Linked DNA regions of Homo sapiens: regions 2 and 3 are each linked to region 1. A link is a contact called in ENCODE Hi-C or POLR2A ChIA-PET data. All regions are on one chromosome and are shown on one strand. Each heading gives the region's core, a stretch centred on a gene start or an enhancer-like site at or near the end of the contact. The rest is flanking DNA. Distances are from core to core; before and after follow the strand shown. Region 1 overlaps MCF2L (MCF.2 cell line derived transforming sequence like). Region 2 overlaps MCF2L (MCF.2 cell line derived transforming sequence like). Region 3 holds the start of F7 (coagulation factor VII).

Evidence for each region. Hi-C counts contacts between places; a loop is a spot of excess contacts on that map. ChIA-PET counts read pairs that join two places held with the same protein, here RNA polymerase II (POLR2A). Pooled maps may share reads with other maps.
Region 2: a loop to region 1 is called in a map of PC-9, with 5 times the contacts of the local background. The contact joins two enhancer-like sites. A Hi-C loop is called at or near these places in 1 of 168 maps with a recorded cell type or tissue (PC-9). POLR2A ChIA-PET finds 5 or more read pairs at or near these places in 2 of 52 experiments (K562 and WTC11).
Region 3: POLR2A ChIA-PET joins it to region 1 with 22 read pairs in Panc1. The contact joins the promoter of F7 here to the enhancer-like site in region 1. A Hi-C loop is called at or near these places in 1 of 168 maps with a recorded cell type or tissue (breast epithelium), 1 of 37 single-sample maps with no recorded cell type and 2 of 50 pooled maps. POLR2A ChIA-PET finds 5 or more read pairs at or near these places in 4 of 52 experiments (Panc1, SK-N-SH, WTC11 and 1 more).

Annotation. Positions count from the first base shown.
Region 1 is chr13:113,062,964-113,066,712 of GRCh38, forward strand. MCF2L (MCF.2 cell line derived transforming sequence like) reads left to right here. Exons shown (of 30, transcript NM_001112732.3): 6 at 1,341-1,457; 7 at 1,973-2,122; 8 at 3,083-3,207. Among named protein-coding and RNA genes, the nearest start is that of F7, 41 kb to the right of the region's middle. Within about 2 kb of position 1,613, at least 2 of the 41 ENCODE cell types and tissues checked have a DNase peak (open chromatin) inside an H3K27ac peak, as active enhancers do; they include PC-9, where a contact is called at or near this core.
Region 2 is chr13:113,019,976-113,023,724 of GRCh38, forward strand. The region is part of intron 2 of MCF2L (MCF.2 cell line derived transforming sequence like); the gene reads left to right. Among named protein-coding and RNA genes, the nearest start is that of MCF2L, 53 kb to the left of the region's middle. RefSeq lists enhancers at 2,038-2,672, 2,673-3,308. Within about 2 kb of position 2,121, at least 5 of the 41 ENCODE cell types and tissues checked have a DNase peak (open chromatin) inside an H3K27ac peak, as active enhancers do; they include PC-9, where a contact is called at or near this core.
Region 3 is chr13:113,103,762-113,107,510 of GRCh38, forward strand. It overlaps F7 (coagulation factor VII), which reads left to right and starts at 2,030. Exons shown (of 8, transcript NM_019616.4): 1 at 2,030-2,144. The coding sequence starts at 2,081.

The DNA.
Region 1 (3,749 bases), core at 363-2,862:
GTCTACAATGACCGCGGGGTATTTTCGGCAGGAACAGGGACAAAAATGATCATCTCTCCCATCAGAGCACTGTTTGATGATGTTGCTGGAGGAGGTGTAAACGCCTGTTGCATGTCCTTGGCCATCACAGGCCGCACTCGTGTGGAGTTTTGTGCACCTCCAACAGCACCATTTGCTGCTCACCGTGGCATGATGAGCTCAGGCACAACGTGCCCATTTACGAAGGAGGCAGCTGAGACACAGAGTGGGCGGCTGGCCTGCGGGCGAGTGGGACCCACATCTGGGTCCACACAGGTCCGAAGCCAGGCGCCCCTGTCCACACAGCCACCCACAATGTCCAGGCGCCCCCATCCGCTCAGCTGCCTACAGTGTCCAGACACCCCTGCCTGCACAGCCGCCCACAGCGTTCAGGCGTCCCTGTCCACACAGCTGCCCACGGTGTCCAGACACCCCTGTCCACACAGCCGCCCACAGCGTTCAGGCGTCCCTGTCCACACAGCCGCCCACAGCGTTCAGGCGTCCCTGTCCACACAGCTGCCCACAGCGTTCAGGCGCCCCTGTCCACACAGCCACCCACGGTGTCCAGGGTTTGGATAAAATCTAGGCTTGGCTTTGCAAGCAGTCAGACGGGACCACAAAATGGGTCTCCTGAGGTTTAGCTCAGGGGTTATTTGACACCACATCATGTTTTATTAAATACCGTATCAGTCTAGAGTGGGGACTCCACTGGGGGTGATTTTGCCAGATAGTCACGGCAGCAGAGGTGCCGGGGCCACTGTTCTCCCTCATGTCTCCTTTCTACGGCTGAGTTCAGCACACGGCACTGAAACACGGACACACACGTGTCAACAACTGCATCCTTCACATCATCCACTCTAATTTCAAGAATTATCTAAGTGGGGCTGTGAGTTTGAAGATGCCGGTGATTTCTGTGAAACCCATTTTGACGGCTTGCTGTGGAGCCGTTGTGCAGGGGAGCCTGTGGCATGGATGACCCGTGAGGTCGGTCTTGCTCCCCGTGACACGTCTGTGGTCACAAAGCCTATGGCTAGTGTGCAGTGCCTGCCAAATAGCAGGGAAGGAGGGCGCACGGAGTTATCTCCATCATAAGGGCCATAACACACACACGCCACCACGAGAGGAGGTGTCGGCGGGGCGCTGAGCTGCATCCCATCCGCACATCCATCCGCAGTGTCCAGGTGCCCCCACCCACACAGCCGCCCGCAGCATCCAGGCAGACGTGGTCCTCTCTGTGCTGCTGGGTGTTCTGCTGATGGGGCAGCTCTTTTGGGAGCCAACAATAATCCCAAACACTACCACGCATTCCCTTTCTCCTCCAGGTCATAATGCTGAGCTCCGTACCAGACTTACACGGTTACATCGATAAGTCGCAGCTGACCGAGGACCTGGGTGGGACCCTGGACTACTGCCACTCCCGGTGGCTGTGCCAGCGCACGGTGAGCCGCGTCGGGGCCAGCGGGGCTGGCTGATACCAGCTCGAGTACTTCCACAGAATCGCTCTTGCATTACAACACGGCCCTTTCCAAAAACACATTCACATTAACAGTCGTTTTCTTTCCCAAGAATGAGGAGATGGTCTCAGTGGACCTTAGTCATTGTAAAGAAGTAACGTGAGTCATAAGTTTGGGAGTGGCTTTCTCTGGGCTTGGAGACCAAAAAAAAAAAAAAAACCCTTGCGTTGTGGTTTGCAACACTCACTGCTCTCAACGGGGAGAGGCAGCGCAGGCACAGGCGACTCTAGGTGACGGGCACACGTGTAGAGTGTGCCTGGTATGTTTCTGAAGAGGTCAAGGAGGGCAGGACGCTATGGGAGGGCGTTCACCGTCTTTGCGTCAGCCGGTCTCACCTGATGGGTCTGTGTGGGAACGGTTTCCGCCGGTGTCTGCTTTCAGGGCAGCAGGAGGTGGGTGCAGTGCACAAGGCATGCAATTGTGTTTTCTCTGTCCCCAAGGCCATCGAAAGTTTCGCCCTCATGGTGAAGCAGACGGCTCAGATGCTGCAGTCCTTCGGGACCGAGCTGGCTGAAACAGAGCTGCCCAATGACGTCCAGTCGACAAGCTCAGTGCTGTGTGCGCACACAGAGAAGAAGGACAAGGCGAAGGTACATGGGGGGTGCTCCGGCTGGAAGCTGTGGGGGGCTCCGGTCAGTCAGAAGCTGCGCGGGGCTCCGGTCGGAAGCTGCGGGGGGTCTTTCGTCCCAGCGGGAGTTTGTGTCAGCAGCACGTAAGACCAAGAAGTCAGCAGGCTTGAGATGCCTTTTGATGGCAATTAGCTCGGCAACCTCTCCGACGAGAACGGAATAAAAGGAGTGTAAATGAACCCTGTAGATTGCTGGCTGCGCCTGCCATTCTGGCGTTGGGTCAACCATTGGCCCTGGGTGGCCGTGGCTTCAGGAGTGGGACCAGGGGTGGCTCCTCTCAGGAGCACTTTTGGCTGTCTGTGCGGGGAGCTCCCGAATAGACATCTCTTGCTTCTGAGTGTGACCGAGACAGGATGTCTGTGCCGGTTTCTCATGCCGAGCAGGCGATGAAGTGGCGGTTGGAATTCCTGTTTGCAGAACACTCCCAGTGCTCACGTGTCCACAGCGCTTGCTGGAACAAACGTATTCTGAGGAGCACGTGCTCCCTGCTCTGTGCTGCCCCTGGCCCACCGGCACGCTGCTGGCTTTGCAGCAATGGTAGCCCAGGGCCATGACCTGCTGGTGTGTCCCCGAGGACTGTGCCTCTGTGCTCACCGGGCCGCTCCACCGTGAGGACACTGAGGACCAGGAGCAGGCACCATGAGAAAGCCTGGTCTCCAGTGACTCTTTCACCTTAACCCGTTGCCCTGAGTGCCCTGTAATGGCAGCTCTGCCCCGGGGCACACAGGAGTGAGGGAGGCCCCCACATCACCCCGCCTGCCCGCACGACCCCACAGAAGAGACTGGGAAGACTCGGGGGTCGGGGATTGACCCCTTCCTCAGTCCCCGCCCCCTCAAGAGCAAGGCCCCACGAGGCCTCACCACCAGCCTGCGCTGTGTGCCTGGACGGGGCCGGGACATGAGGCTGCATTCTCTCCACAGGAGGATTTGAGGCTGGCACTGAAAGAGGGGCACAGTGTCCTGGAGAGCCTCAGGGAGCTGCAGGCTGAGGGCTCAGAGCCCAGTGTGAACCAGGACCAGCTTGACAACCAGGCCACCGTGCAGAGGTGAGGCCCGGCTGCCTTCCTGCCCTCATCCTGTCCCAGTCCATGGCAGGATCCTCTCAGGCACACAGCTTCTGCAAAAGAAACAGGCCACGGAAATAGCAAGCAGCGTGGCAGGCAACCCCACTCCTGGCCAGGGCCAGCACAGCAGCCGGCCTCCGAGCCTCTGTGTGGGCCTGGCTCCTCCTGCTGAAATGCTTTTCTCTCGAACCCCACAGAAAGCCACTGTTTTGGGGACAATTTCCTAGAGCAAACGCCCTTTTGCCGGCATGAAGGAGGCGTTAGGGGAAGCAGAGGCGATGGGAGTGCCTTAGACCTGGGGCTTCTGCATTCCAAGCGGGGCTTCCACAGACAGGGAGAAAGCCTGGGGTTCTCCTTGCTGCAGATAGTGTTTCTTACTTTCATTGTGAAAGGTGTGATTCTCATATTTCTCCCTTGGGCTTCCAGCTTTATAGCAGCACAGGGTAGGGCACTCGTGTGGTTGGCATGGTGCTCTAGGATGTCCAGAACTCCCTGAGCATCCCCCTCACCCCCCGAGAACTCCC
Region 2 (3,749 bases), core at 871-3,370, 42 kb before region 1:
CCCAGACAGACCAACAAACAGCCTGTGTGAAAATGCGAGCCATAAACGAGTGGTGTTGACAAAGGCATCCTGTCCAGGTAGGAGTTCCGTGTGGCTAAGTAGTGTCTAGTTTCAGAATGTGATGCCTTCTTGATGTCATCTCCACACTGGCAGGAGGAGGTTTTTATTTAGTTCTTATTTTAAGATTTTTCTACCCGACAGTTAACTTAGGATACAGATGTCATAGTAAATTAACCACTGGAATGCTTTCATTCCTAAGCAGCTCATGTGGGTGAGTTTCTAAAGCCGTGTTTGGGCCGAGGCATCACACAAGAGGGTGTCCCTAAGATGCATCACGTCCGTGGAGAAAACAAAGCAGGACACACGTGTGAGTCGTCACACCCTTGGTCACCCGGCTTGGCCGTCACACATGCCTCCTGCCCAGGACGCGTGTGCGTGTGTGTATCTACCTGTGTGTCTCAACTCAGGCTGCTTGCTGTGACAAAGTCCCCTAGACTGAGTGGTTTAAGCCACAGTTTATTTCTCTTGGTTCTGGGGCAGGAAGTCCCGGATGAAGGCACCGGCAGATGTGCTGCCTGGTGAGGGCTCACTTCCTGATTTACAGACTGCAGCCTTCTCGCTGTCCTCATGTGGCCAGGCGAGCAGAGCAAGCCCACAGAATCCCATTCACGGGAGCCCCACTCCCACGGCCTCCTCCCCTCCCACAAGCCCCACCTCCCAGCACTGTCCCCGTGGGGGTCAGCATTTCAACACATGAATTCAGGGGAAGACAGACATCCAGTCCATAACAGTGTATATGTGTAGCTGTGTGTATGTGTAGATGTGTGTATGTATAGTGTGTGCGCGTGTGAATGTGTAGCTATGTATGTTTGCATGTATGTGTAGTGTGTATATGTGTGTATGTGTAGATGTGTGTATGTGTAGATGTGTGTATGTGTGTGTATGTGTAGTGTGTATGCATGTGCATGTGTAGCTGTGTATGTGTATATGTGTGTACTTGTAGATGTGTATGTGTGTGTATGTGTAGCTGTGTATCTGTATGGTAGCTGTGTATGTGCGTGTAGCTGTGTGTGTATATCCATGTGTGTATATATAGGTGTGTATGTTTGTACATATATGTACATATACATACCTACACATCCACATGCATATGTGTGCAGCTGTGTATACATGTGTGTGTAGGTGTGTGTCTAGCTGTATGTGCAGCTATGTATCTGTGTATAGCTGTGTACATATGTGTGTGTTTATAAGTAGCTGTGTGTGTAACTGTATGTGTGTATATGTACATGTATGTGTGTATAGGTAGCTGTGTGTAGCTGTGTGTGTATTAAACTGAGTGTGTATCTCACACTAAAGCAGATCCCGTAGGAACCACACTTCTTTCTGGTGATGGGGATGAGAGGGAGTTGCATCTGCCTTCTGCCCCTAGCGAGTGGATGTAGGCCCAGTTGCTTGGGTGCGAGAGTTCACATGCAGGTGTGACAGGTCTCAGCCAGGACAGTGGTTTTTGGACGTGGGTGGGGACCGGAGGCTGCCCCTGGTGCTGTGTGGACAGGGTGCTGTTCTGAACCACAGAGGAGCTTCGGAGCCCTCTGTCCTCTGCGGCGTTCAGTCCGCCTCCAGTTACTAGGCCGGGTGTAGACACAGAAGTAGAGCCTGTTCTTGGTGCCATTGGCCCCGGGTCCTGGCACTGCCCACCTTGGTGGGGAGGGTTTCTCCAGAGAGGGGCTGTGCCCCCAGCTCCGCGTCCAGCGGTGTTTTGCTGCCTCATAACCTGCAGGTACTGGGAGCTTTGGCGCCTGCTTTTCAGTCTCAGTGGACAGACTGGGATTTCCACTCCTGACTTGGGAAGAAAGAACAGGGTCTTTGCTTTGCATTGAGGCTGTGGTGGAGCACAGAGAGTTCAGAGATACCCAGGGTAGCAGCAGCCTGAGACCAGCACCAGCTACCAACTGAACGAGGCTGTGCGGCCCAGGCCAGGCCCCCGTGCGATTTCAGCTCCGGGTCACCTGGCCCCCATCCTCTCCCCTGGGCAGCTGGAGGCTCCAGGCCTTCCTGTGGCTAGCTCCTGCCCCAAGGCTGCCCTGCTGACTGCACCCTCGACCCTGTGGCTCAGGCTGGCCTCTGGGGGTCCCCGGTCTCTGTGGTTCCAGTGAGGCAGCAGCTCCCAGATGCCACCTCCACACTGTGGGTGGGCCAGCCAGTGCTGAGAGGGAGCCACTCTCCACCTCTGTGTCCACCATCCACTCCAAGCTCCCAGGCTGCCTCCACGTTGTGTCCACCGTCCACTCCAAGCTCCCAGGCTGCCTCCACGTTTGGGCATGAGGGGATCTTGTTGCATCCGCTCCTCTTCCTAGCTGGGCCCTCCACAGCCAGTGTACCCCAAGGAGCAGCTTCTCCCTCCCACCCACCCCCGCCGGCCAGGGGTCCTCATGCCGTGGCCCATGCCCATTTGCACAGGGACGCAGGGGGTCTCACACACAGGCAGGGTCCGCCCCCAGCTGCCGTCGGCGTCACTCCACACACATAGGCTTCTGGGCGGTGCTGGAAGCTTCTGGCCCCTGAACGTTCCCCCCAGGCCCCGTTTCAGGGAAAGGAAAGGCAGGCGCAGGCTGCGGCCGTTTCCACAATCCACCTCGTAGCTGGGGCGTGCCGCTTGCCTCGGCTTGTCCCGGCAGAACACTCTTACCTTTAATGGCGACTGAAAAGTTGCCACGAGTTCCTGATCATTGTGGTAGGTGCTGCGTGAAGCTGAGACGTGCGTGAGCCACATCCCAGGGGGCTTTGAGCCCCCACCGCGGCGGCGGCTGAGGGGAGGCTTGTCGTACTCGCACAGGAGGACACAGGGCTGCAGTGTTCACTCCAGGGCCTCTTATCATTGGGATCTGAGGAATTTTCCGAGAGGAAGTGCGAATTAACAATGATGAAAGGTTTGTGAGTGAGTGACAGGCACGTTCTATTGAGCACTGCATGGGGCATTATGTGCCACCAGAGACGGGGGCAGAGGTCAAGAGCCCTCGAGGGCTGGGAGAGTTCGGAGGATAGAAGTCATCAGAGCACAATGAAGCCAGACCCTGCAGCCGCCTTCCCCTTCGGGGGCTTCCTTAGAATGCAGCATTGCGGGGACTGAGCTGTCCCAGGTGAAGGGGGGCCGTCACGGTGTGTGGACGCCCCTCGGCTCAGCCCTCTAAGAGACTCGGCAGCCAGGATGGGCTCAAGGCATGAGCCCTCAAAGGAGGTTAGGAAGGAGCGAGGGAGAAAAGATATGCTTGTGTGACGTCCTGGCCGAAGTGAGAACAATTGTATCAGATAATGAGTCATGTCCCATTGAGGGGTGCCGACAAGGACTCGGGAGGAGGCCACGGAGCCCTGTACTGAGGAGACGCCCACAGGGAGCCTCGGGGGCCCAGCGTCCCGGGATCACTGGATGGTAAAGCCGCCCTGCCTGGCGTGGCTGGGCTTGGCCAAGACCCAGAAGCAGAAGTTCCGGAAGCTGGAGACAGTGGCTGTGGGGGGCGCAAGGCGGCGGGGGACTGTCGCTGTTACGAGACAAAGCTGCAGTTGTCGGAGGCTGTGTGCACCCTGGGTCTTCTCAGTGAGGACGTGGATGAGGGGCGGCGAACCCACCATTATCTGTTCTCCATAAAAAGCTACCCTAAACTTAGTTAGCTTGAAAAGCCCTATTTTACAGATTTATTCTTCATTTAGTGGCTCAGAAGTTCCAAAAGGGCTCAGCCAGGTGGTTCTTC
Region 3 (3,749 bases), core at 780-3,279, 41 kb after region 1:
AGGGAGGAAGTGGGGTTTTGTGAGAGGGATGGTGCAGCAGCCCCCACACCTGCTACTCCGTGTGGCCGGGTCCAGCCCCAGGCAAGGTTCCAGGCATGCCCCTGGGACAGACGTGGGAGGGAGACCAGCAGGCAGGTCCCCCTCAGGGAGGTATGGAGCGGGTCCCCGGGGCCAGGTGGAGCCCCTCACACCTGTGTCCTCAAGGACCCACACCAGGACAATGGCCATAGGCGGGCACCTGCAGCCGCCCTGGCCAGCAGTGAGACGGGCAGAGAGCCCAGCCAGATAGCCCGGTTCCTGCCCCCTCCCGCCTGCCCGCACAGAGAGGGCTGCATGCAGGTGAGGGTCCATCACCTGAAGAGCTTCACCAGCCCCGAGGCCATGAGCCACTGAATCTCTCAGGGGGTTTTGGCGCTTGAGGTTCCCCAGGTCATTCTGCTGCCCAGAGAGGGTTGAGGACCTCTGACCTGGAGCCCCAAAGGGGAAGGGTACCCTAAGACCAGCCAGCCATCTACTCTCAGGTGGGAAAGGGGTAGGGTTTAGATATGGCCCCCTCCCCTCCACGTCCTGAAATTACCTTGGGCTGTGCTGGCCGAGAGCCGCGGGGACCAGATTTGAGCTGGACGTGAGCTTTATTCCAGACGGAGCAGCTACTTTGTAAGCGATCTCCCTGGGATCGATATCATGGAGGGGCACAGATGGGCTTCAGCTGTGCTGGGTGGAAGAGAAAACATGCCCTGTCGGCCCCTCAGCAAGTGCTCTGCTCTCTGGACTGAGATGCAGGTCAGCAGCAAGCAGGGAGGCTTTGGGGGTGCTGGGGGCTGCTTTGAAAGGCACCCCTGAGCTAAGACTTGGCTGTTGGGAAGGAATCACCTCCCTCCCTCCAGCCGTAAAAAGAACTGGACATCAGCTTCCAAAGAAGTCATCAGCAATGCAACTGTTCACATGGAGGATACTCCCTGCTTGAGGGGTCAGACAGGCCTGCTGGGCAACCCAGGAGGCTTGGATGACCGTCTACCCCAGTGTTTTTGGGATGGAAAGTTCCACATTCTGAGAACCCTCAGTCCCTGGGCAACCTGGGGTGGTTAGTCACCACAGCTTGTGGCTTGGGCCCATGACAGCAGGTAGAAATGACGTGGACTGCCGCCAGCCGGGCACAGTGGCTCACGCCTGTAATCCCAGCACTTTGGGAGGCTGAGGCATGTGGATCACTTGAGGTCAGGAGTTCGAAACCAGCCTGGTCAACACGGTGAAACCCCATCTCTGCTAAAAAAAAAAAATATATATATATAAATTAGCCAGGCATGGTGACGTGCACCTGTGGTCCCAGCTACTCAGGAGGCTGAGGCACAAGAATCACTTGAACCCGGGAGGTGGAGGTTGCAGTGAGATTGCACCAGTGCACTCTCCAGCCTGGCAACAGAGCAAGACTCTGTCTCAAACAAACAAAACAAAACAAACAAAAAGACGTAAGATGTGGACCGCTGGAGAATGGGGGTGCTGCCTGCAGTCAAAACGGAGTGGGGGTGCCCAGCTCAGGGCCAGAATGATCCTATTCCCGGCACTTCTCAGTGAGGCTCTGTGGCTCACCTAAGAAACCAGCCTCCCTTGCAGGCAACGGCCTAGCTGGCCTGGTCTGGAGGCTCTCTTCAAATATTTACATCCACACCCAAGATACAGTCTTGAGATTTGACTCGCATGATTGCTATGGGACAAGTTTTCATCTGCAGTTTAAATCTGTTTCCCAACTTACATTAGGGGTTTGGAATTCTAGATCGTATTTGAAGTGTTGGTGCCACACACACCTTAACACCTGCACGCTGGCAACAAAACCGTCCGCTCTGCAGCACAGCTGGGGTCACCTGACCTTTCTCCTGTCCCCCCCACTTGAGCTCAGTGGCTGGGCAGCAGGGGATGCATGGCCACTGGCCGGCCAGGTGCAGCTCTCAGCTGGGGTGTTCAGAGGACGCCTGTGTCCTCCCCTCCCCCATCCCTCTGTCACCCTTGGAGGCAGAGAACTTTGCCCGTCAGTCCCATGGGGAATGTCAACAGGCAGGGGCAGCACTGCAGAGATTTCATCATGGTCTCCCAGGCCCTCAGGCTCCTCTGCCTTCTGCTTGGGCTTCAGGGCTGCCTGGCTGCAGGTGCGTCCGGGGAGGTTTTCTCCATAAACTTGGTGGAAGGGCAGTGGGCAAATCCAGGAGCCAGCCCGGGCTTCCCAAACCCCGCCCTTGCTCCGGACACCCCCATCCACCAGGAGGGTTTTCTGGCGGCTCCTGTTCAATTTCTTTCCTTCTAGAAACCAGCATCCAGGCACAGGAGGGGAGGCCCTTCTTGGTGGCCCAGGCTTTGGCGGGATTATTTTTCAAAGAACTTTAGGAGTGGGTGGTGCTTTCCTGGCCCCCATGGGCCCCTGCCTGTGAGGTCGGACAAGCGCAGGGAGTCTGGGGCCTCTCAGAGTGCAGGAAGTGCGCACAGGGTGCTCCCAGGCTGGGGAGCACAGGTAGGGGACGGTGCGTGGGGGATGGCGCCTGGGGCATGGGGGATGGGGTGTGGGAAACGGCATGTGGGGCGTAGGGGATGGGGTGTGGAGGATCGGGGGTGGGGATGGCGTGTGGGGTGTGGGGGATGGGCCGTGGGGGGGTGGGGCCTGGGAAACAGCATGTGGGGCATGGGGTGTGGGGGTGAGGTGTGGGAAAGTGTGTGGGGTGTGGGGGATGGGGCATGGAAAGGGCGTGTGGGGTGCAGGGGATGGGGCATGGAGGTGTGGGGGATGGGGTGTGTGGGGTGTCGGGGATGGGGCATGTGGGGTGTGGGGGATGGGGCATGGAAAGGGCGTGTGGGGTGCAGAGGATGGGGCATGGGGGGGTGGGGATGGCGAGTGGGGCTGGGGCCTGGGAATGGTGAGTGGGGCATGGGGATGGCGAGTAGGGGGTGTGGCGTGAGGATGGCTAGTGGGGCGTGGGGATGGCGTGTGGGGATGGCGAGTGGGGGGTGGGCTGTGAGGGACAGTGCCTGGGATGTGGGGCTGCAGCCCTAGCTCACAGCATGGCCTTATGACCCCGGCCACCTTCCTGCCCCAGGCGGGGTCGCTAAGGCCTCAGGAGGAGAAACACGGGACATGCCGTGGAAGCCGGGGCCTCACAGAGGTGAGCAGGGACTGCCACTGGTTTTGTCCTGGGGCCCAGTGGGGGCCAACATCACCTCCTTCCCCTCCCATGGCAAAGAGCCAGCCCGCGGGGTGGCTACTGCAGTGCCCCCCAAGGAGGGTGTTCCCTGCTCGAGAGGAAGTGACCGCTCCAGCTTGGCCTTCCCTGGGACTGGGGTGCAGGCGATTTTATCTTCTTTGCTCCATTCTGTTCCTTCCAGATAATCGTGTGTTCTTCATCAGGTTTTCCTCAGTTCTTGAGAGCTTTTCTGATGCAAATCTGCTTTCACCCCAGGGCGGTCACCGGCTCTGCTCACACCAGCCTCCAAGGGTGTGGGTGTCCCGGGAGTGTGGGTGTCCCGGGGGCGTGGGTGTCCCAGGAGTGTGGGTGTCCCGGGGGCGTGGGTGTCCCGGGAGTGTGGGTGTCCCGGGGGCGTGGGTGTCCCGGGAGTGTGGGTGTCCCGGAGGCGAGGGTGTCCCGGGAGTGTGGGTGTCCCGGGGGAGTGGGTGTCCCGGGAGTGTGGGTGTCCCGGAGGCGAGGGTGTCCCGGGAGTGTGGGTGTCCCGGGGGCGTGGGTGTCCCGGGAGTGTGGGTGTCCCGG